Regions from separate parts of the Homo sapiens genome. Here region 2 is linked to region 1. A link is a contact called in ENCODE Hi-C or POLR2A ChIA-PET data. All regions are on one chromosome and are shown on one strand. The core of a region is the stretch at or near the end of the contact, and the rest is flanking DNA. Distances in the headings are between cores, read along the strand shown.

Region 1 (5,977 bases), core at 2,282-4,781:
CTGCCTCCACTAGACTATAGTAAGCCCTGAGAACACAAGGGCCATGTTTGCTTTTCATTGCCCTTGTCTCTTCCACTACCCTGCCCAGCATAGTGCCTGCCACATAGCAACACTCAGTCAATCTCTGTTGAAGGAAGGACAAACATGTAACTTTGGACAGCTTGCTTGGCATGGCAGGTAGGAAGAGAGTGCTCGAGAAAGGGAGCATCTCCAGAGGTGTTTTTGACTTCATGTAATAGGAAACCTATCAGTGGCTTAAACAAAAAGTAAGTCTGCAAGTAGGTAGTTATAAGTTTTTGTTCAGAAGTTTCACCTCATGGTCTTCAGATGGCTGCCCCAACTCCAGGCATCATGAGTGCATTCAAGGCAAGAAGGAGGAAGAGTAGCCCAACCACATCTGTCTCATTTATAGGGAACGTAGTCTTCCACTTCCATCTCATTGACAAGAAATCTATCATATGGCCACCTGCAGCTTTAAGAACATCTGAGAATGCAAGAATGTAGCTTTTCCAGCCTCTATAGTGGAGGTGGACAAGAGAGAAGGGATTTGGAGGCAACAGTGCCTGGCACAGCGGGTATGTTTAGAATGAGCCCAGTGCCACTCTGAGCCTCAGTTTCCTCATCTGTAAGGTAGGCAGGGTAAACTCTAAGGTCTCTCTCATGTCTAAGCTCTGTGCTGTGCAAAGTCAATGTAACCCAGGCATCAACTGCCACCTGGGGTGAGGTAATGAGGTGGGGACCTCCCTGAAAAAAGTTCATGACATATGGAGGCCCAAAGCATGACATATGAAAGCCCCCATGTCTGCTGATTTCTAGGAAGCTGCTGGGCTTCTTGGGGCCTTCTCCTGTTCATTGTCCTCACAACCCAAAGATCACCTTTTCAATAAACCCACCCAAAGCATTGCAGAGCTCTGTTGACCTAACCAGAGTTGAAGGAATCAGGGGGCAACCTTTCCCTCCTCCAACCAGCATACACATGGGAGGTTCCCACCTGGTACATCTCTGCCAGGCACAAGGAGGCAGAGGTGATGCAGCCAGGGCCCTGCTCCCTGGGAACCTCAATATATTCATGGAATCACTTGAGCCCTTGAAAGCTGTGTAGGAATCAGAGAAGATAAAGAGGGTTGATTCCAAGCAGATGGCAGGGCAGGAGCAGAGGTGTGGAGGACTAGCATAAATCGACAGGATCATGAATAGACCAGAGCAACAAAATGTTGGCAGCAATGATAGTATCACGAGAAGTAGCATTGACTGAGGACTACCTATGTGTTGGAGGGAGGTTCAGGTGAGGGTCCTAGGAAGCAACTCTGAGATGGAGTTTAACCCACAGGAGACTTATCAGGAGATACCCTCAGGATCAACCCCTGTGCTAGGGAAGGGATGGAAGGAAGCAGGAGTGGGCAGAAGGAGAAGTCGAGCTGTACTGTGGTGCCACGAAAGCCTCAGCTGACTTCAGGAGCCCTGATGACGGGATGACCCTTCGGCACTGTCCTGAGTCGGGGCAAGAGGGCTTATGGGTCAGTCTTGGGTGTAGGCTGCTCTAGGGAGGGGCACGGCCTTGGAAGAGATGGCTGTCTTCTGCTGAGGCAGTCCCTGCAGGAGGCTGAAAGCTGAGGACTTTCTTCCTGCAGCATTCCTGGCAGCCAGGGCAGTGAATCCTTCATCCCCAACAAAAGTCTAGGTAGCACGTCAGTGTTACCAGCAGGAAGGAAAGGCAATGAAGGCCGCTTGGCTAAGCTGTAGGATAGCACGAGGTAGGACAGCTGACTTGGGGCAGAGTCTGTGGGTAGACACCTCTGTAATGCTTCAGGCCCCATGTTTAAAGTCGGTTGTGGTGTCAGATGCCCATGGGGACACTGGGATGCTGTCCATTGATATTTGTTGAGTGAAATGGAAGTAACTGAGTGGGAATGGATAGAGGGGAGTGCAGACATCCCCCAAAGTGGTGGGGTCACCAGCAAGAGGACAAATGCAGACATACACCTGTCTGTCAAGATATTCCTTTCCACAGAAATCTTTAGTAAAAGGTGAACGATTTATACGATCTCAGGAGAAATCAGAGTATGTCTAGATATTTCAGCTAGAAATCAAGCTGAAAATGCAAACTGCAAAACAAAAATAGATTTTATCCTCCTAACTTGACCAAATATGTGCCTTCATCACAACCTTTGGGGCCAGGCTCAAACTGAGAATTTGTGGACACCTCAGAGTCCCTTGCCTGATCGCCGGCCTCTGACCACAGCCTGTGCCCAGCACTTCCTGTCTTCTCTCTTGCAGTCTCAGCTCTATCCACTCAGCCCCACCCTACCAGCCCTCAGGAGAACTGACCCTGCAAAAGGCACTTGGCAGGCCCTGGAAGCTTGCTTGGGCTGTTTGGGTAGGGATTTGGGGCCCTGGGTACATGAAGTGTGGCCTAGGCTGTAGGTGGGCAGGTGCCCTGGCCCTGCAAGCTGCTTGATCTTAGGGAGGGGCATGGAGGAAGGAGAACCAGAGCAGGTGGCTGTGGCTGGGCTCCCTGGGAAGCTGACTCTGAGACAGAGCTAATTTGTTAGGGTGAGCCCTAGGAGCCACACATGTGGGGGCGGGGGGAAGAGGAAGTGGGCAGAGGGAGAGCTGAGCTGCAGTGCAGGCACCAGGCCAGCCTCTGTGACCCAAGGAGATGGGGTGGGTAAAGGCCAGAAATGACTGAGGTGGAGGCCTGGGAAGGGGTGTCAGCTGGGGCTGGGTGCTTCTGTAGCACAAGGGCTGCCTTTTCTCCCAGCCGCGGGAGCACCAAGACCTCCTGAGTGGGGATCTGGATCTGTACATTAGTGGCCACCACAGCCAGGTCCTCAAAGTGCATGAACCATCAGGACCCCTTTTGCCTGGGTCTAAGGGGCTGTCAGGACTGATGGGATAAACGGGATGGGATGGAGGACGGTGGGCTTGGCCTGGGCGGTTGGCTCTTTGCCTGGGGAACAGGGGGACCTTCGGTGACAGCCATTTCTCCCCACTCCCAGTCTGCCTGAAGGGGACCAAGGTGCACATGAAATGCTTTCTGGCCTTCACCCAGACGAAGACCTTCCACGAGGCCAGCGAGGACTGCATCTCGCGCGGGGGCACCCTGGGCACCCCTCAGACTGGCTCGGAGAACGACGCCCTGTATGAGTACCTGCGCCAGAGCGTGGGCAACGAGGCCGAGATCTGGCTGGGCCTCAACGACATGGCGGCCGAGGGCACCTGGGTGGACATGACCGGCGCCCGCATCGCCTACAAGAACTGGGAGACTGAGATCACCGCGCAACCCGATGGCGGCAAGACCGAGAACTGCGCGGTCCTGTCAGGCGCGGCCAACGGCAAGTGGTTCGACAAGCGCTGCCGCGATCAGCTGCCCTACATCTGCCAGTTCGGGATCGTGTAGCCGGCGGGGCGGGGGCCGTGGGGGGCCTGGAGGAGGGCAGGGGCCGCGGGAGGCCGGGAGGAGGGTGGGGACCTTGCAGCCCCCATCCTCTCCGTGCGCTTGGAGCCTCTTTTTGCAAATAAAGTTGGTGCAGCTTCGCGGAGAGGAGAGGCGCTGCAGTCTGTGCTGTGTCCGCGGGGCGGGGAGGAGGTCCCAGGAGCCGGTTCGAAAGCTCCCTCCGTGATGAAGTAGGCGAGAAGGGAGGAGGTGAAGGAGGGCGAGCTGAGCACACGCGCTTCATGCCACAGGAGGGTGGGAATGAGCGGAGGACTGAGGAGAGGAAGGAGGGAAAGAATAGGGAGATGAAAACGCCCCGGTCTGCTGCTAAGCACAGCACAGTTACCAAAGCCAGGAAACTAACACTGACACGATATTTTATTTACGTTACAGCTCTATTCAAAGCTCCAGGCTTCTTTTTGTAGAATCGTTTCCATCTGCTGGAATCCAGCATCGCCCCCACCCCCCGCCCCATTTCTAGGGGGATGCCCCCACTGCTGACCTCTCCTGCTGTAGATCTATTTCTGGGAGGCACTGACATGCTGACTCTTGCTATGGGGTCGGCGGGGAGTGGGGAGCTGGGCATTCCCCTTCTTCCTCAGGACATCCCGGGAGCCAAATACGACGGCCAGCACTGCCCGACCCGTGCGTCCTTTTCCTTCCCACTCTTCACAGAAAGCTGCTCAGGGGTCCAGGCGCAGGCATTTTAAATACGTTGTCTTATTTCACGTGATCCACCCAGGACAAGCTGTGCTATTATCACCATTTAAAATAAGCAAAGTGAGTTGAAACTCAGGGAGGTTTGGGGACTTCCACTGGTCCTGAAGCTGGTAAGTAGCAGAGCCGGGATTTAACCCAGGGCTGTTTCCAAAGGCCTTGGCCTTTCCACCACCACTGCAATGCTTGCTTCGTGTGGCCAGAACGTCACTGAAATAAAACATCAGAGAAGTGGCCCAGTGGTCCTCAGAGGCTGTTGGCCAGCTCTTGGCCTGACCTGGCCCACCCAGCCATCGTGGGCCTGGCTCTAGTGACCCCTCCTGGGGGAGTCTTCCTTATCCTTCAGCCACCGCCAGTGCTCCACTGTCTGGGCTTCTGCAGTAACTTTTTCTCTCTGGTTGTCTTCTAGTGTGTCTCGCCTTCAGTAATAATAAGTGGATGATAGTTTGATTTGATCGATTGAGATGGGGTGGTTGGGGGAGGCAGCTTACAGAGAATTATGTACGTACTTCATGCCAGGCAGCCTGTTCCTCATCATCACAGAAAGGACCTCTTGAAATTCAACAATTTCAACGATTGTTGGAGGAGGTGATGAGATCCATTGGCATAAGCCCAGAAACTGCTTCAGAAGAGTGATGTGGTATGTTCCAGACCCCTCAGCAAGCGAGAGGCAAAGCTTAGACTGAAATCTACATCTTGTAACTCCGAGTCTTGGATTCTTTTCATCCCTCACTCAGCTTCCTAGCGGGATATAGGTGAACAGGGTTTTGTTTTGTTTTGTTTTGTTCTGCTTTTTTTTTTGTTTTTTTTGTTTGTTTGTTTTTTGAGACGGAGTCTCCCTCTCTCGCCCAGGCTGGAGTGCAGTGGCACGATCTCGGCTCACTGCAAGCTCCGCCTGCTGGGTTCACGCCATTCTCCTGCCTCAGCCTCCCGAGTAGCTGGGACTACAGGCGCCTGCCACCACGCCCTGCTAATTTTTTGTATTTTTAGTAGAGACGGGGTTTCACCGTGTTAGCCAGGATGGTCTCTATCTCCTGATCTTGTGATACGCCGGCCGCGGCCTCCCAAAGTGCCGGGATTACAGGCATGAGCCACCAGGCACGGCTGAACAGGGTTTTTTTAAAGTTCCTGAACTGGGTGGCTGCCCACAAGAGGGCACTCATGCCTCTGCGTGTGAGTGTGGAACCTGGTCGACTGCTGTGACACTCTTTGGGAAGACAGTCGGCATTTTCCACTTCCAGCAGCAGGTGGCAGTATGGGCAAGAGTATCATCACCCATCTTTCATCTACCACCCATGTGCTTACATCTGGGCTGCTGAGATCTGCATACTTCGAATTGAGTATACCTGTCCTTCAATCTTGTCTTTACTTAAAATTCTGACATTTTGTTCACCATTTTTTGAACATTAATTCTGATTTTTAAAAAAATTTGCATTCAAGTATTATTTCTCTTGCTTACTGAGTTTTGGTATCCCCTTAAATTTTGTGCCCCAGGTGAATGCCTCACTCATCTCACTAGTCCCTGCCCTGCCTCAGAGGTACACACTTTGGAGAATTTCCCAGGGGTTATACAAACAATGATCGTTTTAAGTGACTCAGTTTCTATTACTCTTTTCTTTTGTATTACTCCTTACTAGAATTGAGCTACCTTGGTGCAGGCCTGGGGAACAGGCTTTCTTTCCCACCTCCTGTTTTGCAATCTCCCTTTTCCATTTTACAAAAGAAAGGCCAGCTCTTCACCCTTCCTGCTCTTACCATGGGGTGTGGCCTGGTGTGTAAAAATCCTTGGGGATGCCAAACAGAAGACGAATTGAAATCTTGGTT
Region 2 (5,977 bases), core at 2,539-5,038, 69 kb after region 1:
ACCAGCCTGGCCAACATGGTGAAACCCCATCTCTACTAAAAATACAAAATTAGCTTGGCATGGTGGCGCATGCCTGTAATCCTAGCTACTCGGGAGGCTGAGGCAGGAGAATCACTTGAATCTGGAAGGCAGAGGTTGCAGTGAGCCGAGATCGCACCATTGCACTCCAGCCTGGGCAACAAGAGTGAAACTCCAGCTCAAAAAAAAAAAAAAAAAATGTGGTGATGCTTGGTTTAGTTCAACAGCCGTTCACCGTTCATCAAATATGTACAGAGGGCCTGTTTCTACTTTCAACACTATGCTCCAGTGTTGGTACACACAATAAATAGGCTTTTCCTTACAGAAGGTTGCAATTTAAATTTGCATTAGGTAATACTGTTTTTATTATCTTCATTTTTTTTTGAGATGGAGTCTTGCTCTATTACCCAGGCTGGAGTACAATGGTGTGATCTCAGCTCACTGCAACCTCTGCCTCCCAGGTTCAAGTGATTCCCCTGCCTCAGCCTCCTGAGTAGCTGGGATTATAGGCACTTGCCATCATGCCTGGCTAAGTTTTGTACTTTTGTAGAGATGGGGTTTCACCATGTTGGCCAGGTTGGCTTTGAACTCCTGACATCAGGTGATCCACTGCCTCGGCCTCCCAAAGTGCTGGGATTACAGGCATGAGCCACCTTGCCTGGCATATATTCATTTTATAAAATACAAATTTAAAGCTTAGAAAGGTTAAGTAATTTGCCCAAACTTACATAGCTAGCTAGTGGGTAGGACCCAACATCCAAACATACGGTCTTAACCTTTCGATATATATCTTCCCTTGGTTAAAAAGAAAATTATTTGCTGGGCATGGTGGCTCATGCCTGTAATCCCAGCACTTTGGGAGGCTGAGCTGGGCAGATCACTTGAGGTTAGGAGTTCGAGACCAACCTGGCCAGTATGGTGAAACCCTGTTTCTACTAAAAAAAAAAAAAAAAGAAAAAGAAAAATTATTATTGTTTTGAGACAGTTTCACTCTGTCAACTCTGTCACCCAGGCTGGAGTTTATGGCTCACTGCAGCCGCCGCCTCCTGGCCTCAAGCGATTCTCCCACCTCAGCCTCCCTAGTAGCTGGGACCACTCCCTAGTAGCACATGCCACCACACCCAGCTATTTTTTGTAGAGACAGGGTTTTGCCATGTTGCCCAGGCTGGTCTCAGACTCCTTTGGGCTCAACCAAATATGCCTGCCTCGGCCTCCCAAAGCGTTGGGATTACAGGCGTGAGCCACCATACTTGGTCTTGATTTTTTTTTTTTGACAAATAATTTACACATAATAAAATACACAGATCTTAAGTGTTCAGTGTGATGAGTCTGTACAATTTTGTTATATCCATTGTATCAATCACCCAAAGAAAGATCTAGAACATTCTTATCATCCCAGAGTTTCCTTTGTGCTCTTTTCCAGTCAGTTTCCCCCAACTTCCCATCCCCTAAAAGGCAACGATTTTCTGATTTCTATCACTGCAGATTCTGGCTGCCCTGGAACTTCATAGAAATGGAATTGTACGGTACATACTCTTTTGTCTCTGGCTTTTTTTCTCTCTGCAGAATGATGTTTTTAGGGCTCATCCATGTTGCTGTGGGTATCAGTCGTTCTTTCCCTTATTATTCCTGAGTAGTACTCCATGAGCGAGCATATCACATTTGTTTATCCATTCCTCTGTTGGTGATTTAGATTGTTTTCAGTTTTTGACTTTTATGGATAAGACTGCTATGAATATCCTTGTACAAGTGTTTGAGTAGACACATAGTTTCCTTTCTCTTGAGTAAATACCTAGGTCTCATAGGTAAGCACTATGCTTTGAATATAGCTTGTCCCCACCCAAATTCATATTGAGGTGTGGTCGGTCCCCAGTGGGGCAATGTTGGGAGGTGGTGCCTTTAAGAGGTGATTAGGTTGTTAAAACAGATTAATCTCTTTCTCACAAGACTGGGTTAGTTCCATGGGAGTGGATCAGTTTTCACAAGAGTGGGCTGTTATAAAGCTAGGCTGCCTCTCATGTTTTCATCTTTTTCACACATGCCCGTTTCCCTTGCCACTCCTCTGCTATATTATGGCACAGCAAGAGGCTCTCACCAGAAGCTGAGCAGATGCTGGTGCCATGCTTCTTGGACTTTCCAGTCACCAGAATCGTGAGCCAAATAAATCTCTTTTCTTTATAAATTACCTAGTCTCAGGTATTCTGTTATGGCAACACTAAATGGACTATGAGAGTAGGTGTAAGTTTAACTTCATAAGAATCTGCCAGACAATTCTCCCAGGTGGTCACACCATTTGACACTCCCAGGAGCACTCCATAAGAGTTCTGTTGCCGTCCATTCTCACCATCATTTGATGTTCTCAGCCTTTCTTGTTTTAGCTATTCTAGTGGGTGTGAAACACTATTGTGGTTTTACAGTTTATATTTCTTTTGAAAATTACTGTATAATAATCAGGTGGACTGTGGTGAGATACCTCATGTCCCAGCTAAAACAGAAGCCCAGTTTATTGATTCTGGGGGCAAGACAGACTGCCCGTTATGAGGAGGCTCTCTGTAATATCACACTTCATTCCACTTTCTATTTTGCATTTGCACCTCATTCATTAGTCATTTTACACATTTCTTTCCACACTTCTTTTGGTTGGATCTCAAAATAACCTGAGGAACCTGAGGGGTAGACACAGTTAATTTCCCTGCTGCCTACAGAATGTTTTCATATGTGGCTTCAGCAGGCAAAACAGGGTGGAAATGTGCAGCCCTTATCTCTCACAGATGGGTGTTTTAAATGTAAAATTACCTATTAACATTCATAAATCTATGGAAAGACAAGACAGATCTTTACTCAGTGAGGTCTGTGTGCTTTGACAAGTTGCCTTATCTCACCCTCACAACATGGGGGGAAGGAGGAATGACTATTGTTATTTTACAGCTGAGAAGGTTGCAAATTAACCGCTCAATGTTCCCTAATAAAGGGGCAGATCTGTGATCTGGACACAGTTTCCTGCCTTGAAAGAATCCCATAGTTTTTCTACAACATTGCAGATGCCTTCATATAAAAAACATTTGAGGCTGGGTGTGGTGGCTCACGCCTGTAATCCTGGCACTTTGGGAGGCTGAGGTGGGCAGATCACCTGAGGTCGATTGTTTGAGACCAGTCTGACCAACATGGAGAAACCCTGTCTCTACTGAAAATACAAAATTAGCTGGGCATGGTGGGCTTGTAATCCCAGCTACTTGAGAAGCTGAGACAGGAGAATCGCTTGAACCCAGGAGGCGGAGGTTGCGGTGAGCCAAGATCGTGCCATTGCACTCCAGCCTGGGCAACAAGAGCAAAACTCTGTCTCAAAAAACAAACAAACAAAACATTTGAGCCTGATGTTTAACCCCCACCTGCCACCAAAAGAAAACCCTTCACTATTTAATAGTTATTGACACTGTTGTAAAAGCCACACTGGGGACCTTTGAAGGGATTGGGTTACTGACTGATGTTTCATAAAGGCCCCTAATCATTTTTGTGGTATCTATAGATAGACAATTTTTTTTGGAAATGGACTCAATGGGAGTAAGTCAAAGGCCATAATACCTATCAGCTCAGCAGGACAAATTTAAGACTCATGGAACACAAGTTACCCAACAAAAACAAAAAACAAGAAGCAAAAACAAATCCAATAATTATTTAAGGTTCCAGGTGGCTTCTGGAGGTTGTAAAAGCCAAAAAAGGAGCAATGTATCTGCTTCCACAACCAGCATTCACCCAGAGTGGTTAACAAAGCGTCCTGTGTAACACACTGGAAATGCACATCTGCTTGTCGTATGTGACTCATGATCACCCAGAAGCCCATGGGTTTTGAAGATAATAGTTTGTTTGGTATTTTCAGGAAAGCAAACAGATTTTCCAAAAGCTAGAAGAGGATGCATAAAGCAGTAGGCTAGTAGGCTAGAAGGCTCTCCCTAAAGCCTTATAGATGGGTAGATATATAGATGGGTAGAATATAATATAGATGGGTAGAATACTGTACCATTAACTCACATAATCATTATCAGCAGGGCCACTTGAACCTTTAGAAATTATACAAAGAGAGAAACAGGCTGCCTGGTGAAAGTGGTAATAACATCAGGCATGACATGGTAATCTTGTGATATCAAAAAAGAAAGGAGAGGGTGCATTGTGGAGCACTTAAAAACAAGATTTGTGTGGTAGAGGTGAACATGAACTGAGCTCTCAGACACCCGTGGTTTGCACACTGTGGGCAGCTGAAGCTATCACTGCTTACAGATGTGGTCACGGATGGCCACATCAGTTATTCCTCAGTTCCTGGGTAATTGTACATGACTCAAAACACAGGATGTTTGTGGTCAAGCCATGGAAAAATACTCCCTACAGGAGTTCTCTGGGTCTAGTTTGAACCTACCTGATGTTTCTCAGCAAAGTAGAGAGGACTGATGGTAGATATTTTTATCTTGTTTTTTGGACAATTAGGTTCAAGGTAACACCTGTCTGTTTTTTTGTAGCCTGGGCCCACTGTGCTCAGGTCCTGCTGTAGATAATGAGGGGTTTGGGCTGGCTGGTGCCTCTCACAGCTTTCTCCACCCCTGCTGAGGCTCTGGCTTTCTATGGTTGCACTTTGGTTTGAGAAGGTCTCCAGGCTCTGCCTTTGCTCTTATTTCTGATGCCCTTCTCCTTGTCTGCCCCACCACCAAGCAGCTGCTCTCATGGGTGCCCCACTTCACTGTATCTGCCTTGCCCCTTCAGATGGGCTGTGGGTTCTTATGGTGCAACTGGCTCTTGAGCCACTTTGGAAAAGATGCTGACTCCTGAGATTGGTGCAACACGGATTTATGGAGGGCCTGGAATGTGTCGGAAGCTGTGGTGGGAATAGAAAGAGCAATAAGACAAGATTCCTGACTGGGAGGAGTTTAGTAAGATGCAGACGTGGAGACAGATAAATCCATGTTGTGTGAAGAATGCAAACCACCCACAAGTGCACTCCTGGGGTAGTGGCTTTGGTCTGGGTAGTTGTTCCCCTGCTTCTGGGGACAAAGGAAGGTCAAGTTAGGGCAAAGCCTGGGTTGGACTCAGAGAGGTGCAGCAGTGAAGGGGTCGAGGGGGAAACTAGCCCCAGGAGATTTTCCTCTAGCACTCACAGGAGAAGCAAGGGCAGAGGCTCTGACCCAAAACTCAGTCACCTTGAGGCCCCTCTCTCAGCTTCTTTCTCACCTCCAAGGCTAAGAAAGCAGGAGCAGCACATAGAGCTCTTCCAGTGATCATGAGCGGCACACACCATTGGCACAGATGGGGCCTCCTGCACAGCCTGAGAAGGGCCAGACTCTGCCCAGAGTCTCCCCTTAGTATTCCTACCAGCTGCGGTCCACTCTCCTGCCTCCAACCTCACCACATGCCATTGGAATTCCTTCCATGAGTGACTTGCTGCATCCTACCAATCATTTCTGGAGCCACAGTCTAATCTCTTTGTTTGAACAAGTGTTGTGTCTTTCTTTCCTTTCTTTCTTTTTTTTTTTGAGATGGAGTCTTGCTGTGTTGCCCAGGCTGGAGTGCAGTGGCACAATATTGGCTCACCACAACCTCCACCTCCCGGGTTCAAGCGATTCTCCTGCCTCAGCCTCCTGAGTAGCTGGGACTACAGGTGCCTGCCACCACGCCCGGCTAATTTTTTGTATTTTTAGTAGAGATGGGGTTTCACCATATTGGCCAGGCTGGTCTCAAACTCCTGACCTTATAATCTTCCCACCTCGGCCTCTGAAAGTGCTGGGATTACAGTCATGAGCCACCGCGCCCGGCCCGTGTTGTGTCTTTTCTAACCCTGCATGCCTGCCTTGACCTAGAACCCTGCAGGAAACATTTAAAGAGCGCTCACTACCTGCCAGGCACTGTGCTACCTCACACTGTCCTCACAACACCCCGATGAGGACAGTCTTACCACTTCCACTTTACAGATGAG

Evidence for each region. Hi-C counts contacts between places; a loop is a spot of excess contacts on that map. ChIA-PET counts read pairs that join two places held with the same protein, here RNA polymerase II (POLR2A). Pooled maps may share reads with other maps.
Region 2: a pooled map shows a loop between it and region 1 (2.6-fold over the local background). The contact joins two enhancer-like sites. A Hi-C loop is called at or near these places in 15 of 168 maps with a recorded cell type or tissue (CD14-positive monocyte, CD4-positive, alpha-beta T cell, CD4-positive, alpha-beta memory T cell and 11 more), 2 of 37 single-sample maps with no recorded cell type and 14 of 50 pooled maps. POLR2A ChIA-PET finds 5 or more read pairs at or near these places in 13 of 52 experiments (BJ, CD4-positive, alpha-beta T cell, CD4-positive, alpha-beta memory T cell and 10 more).

What each region holds. Positions count from the first base shown.
Region 1 is chr3:45,032,525-45,038,501 of GRCh38, forward strand. It overlaps CLEC3B (C-type lectin domain family 3 member B), which reads left to right. Exons shown (of 3, transcript NM_003278.3): 3 at 3,000-3,547. The coding sequence ends at 3,400. It also overlaps the pseudogene RNU5B-3P. Among named protein-coding and RNA genes, the nearest start is that of CLEC3B, 9.2 kb to the left of the region's middle. RefSeq lists enhancers at 1,923-2,572, 2,452-2,521, 2,573-3,220, 2,692-2,751 and a silencer at 5,461-5,510. Within about 2 kb of position 3,532, at least 21 of the 41 ENCODE cell types and tissues checked have a DNase peak (open chromatin) inside an H3K27ac peak, as active enhancers do.
Region 2 is chr3:45,101,688-45,107,664 of GRCh38, forward strand. The region is part of intron 4 of CDCP1 (CUB domain containing protein 1); the gene reads right to left. Among named protein-coding and RNA genes, the nearest start is that of CDCP1, 42 kb to the right of the region's middle. Within about 2 kb of position 3,789, at least 4 of the 41 ENCODE cell types and tissues checked have a DNase peak (open chromatin) inside an H3K27ac peak, as active enhancers do.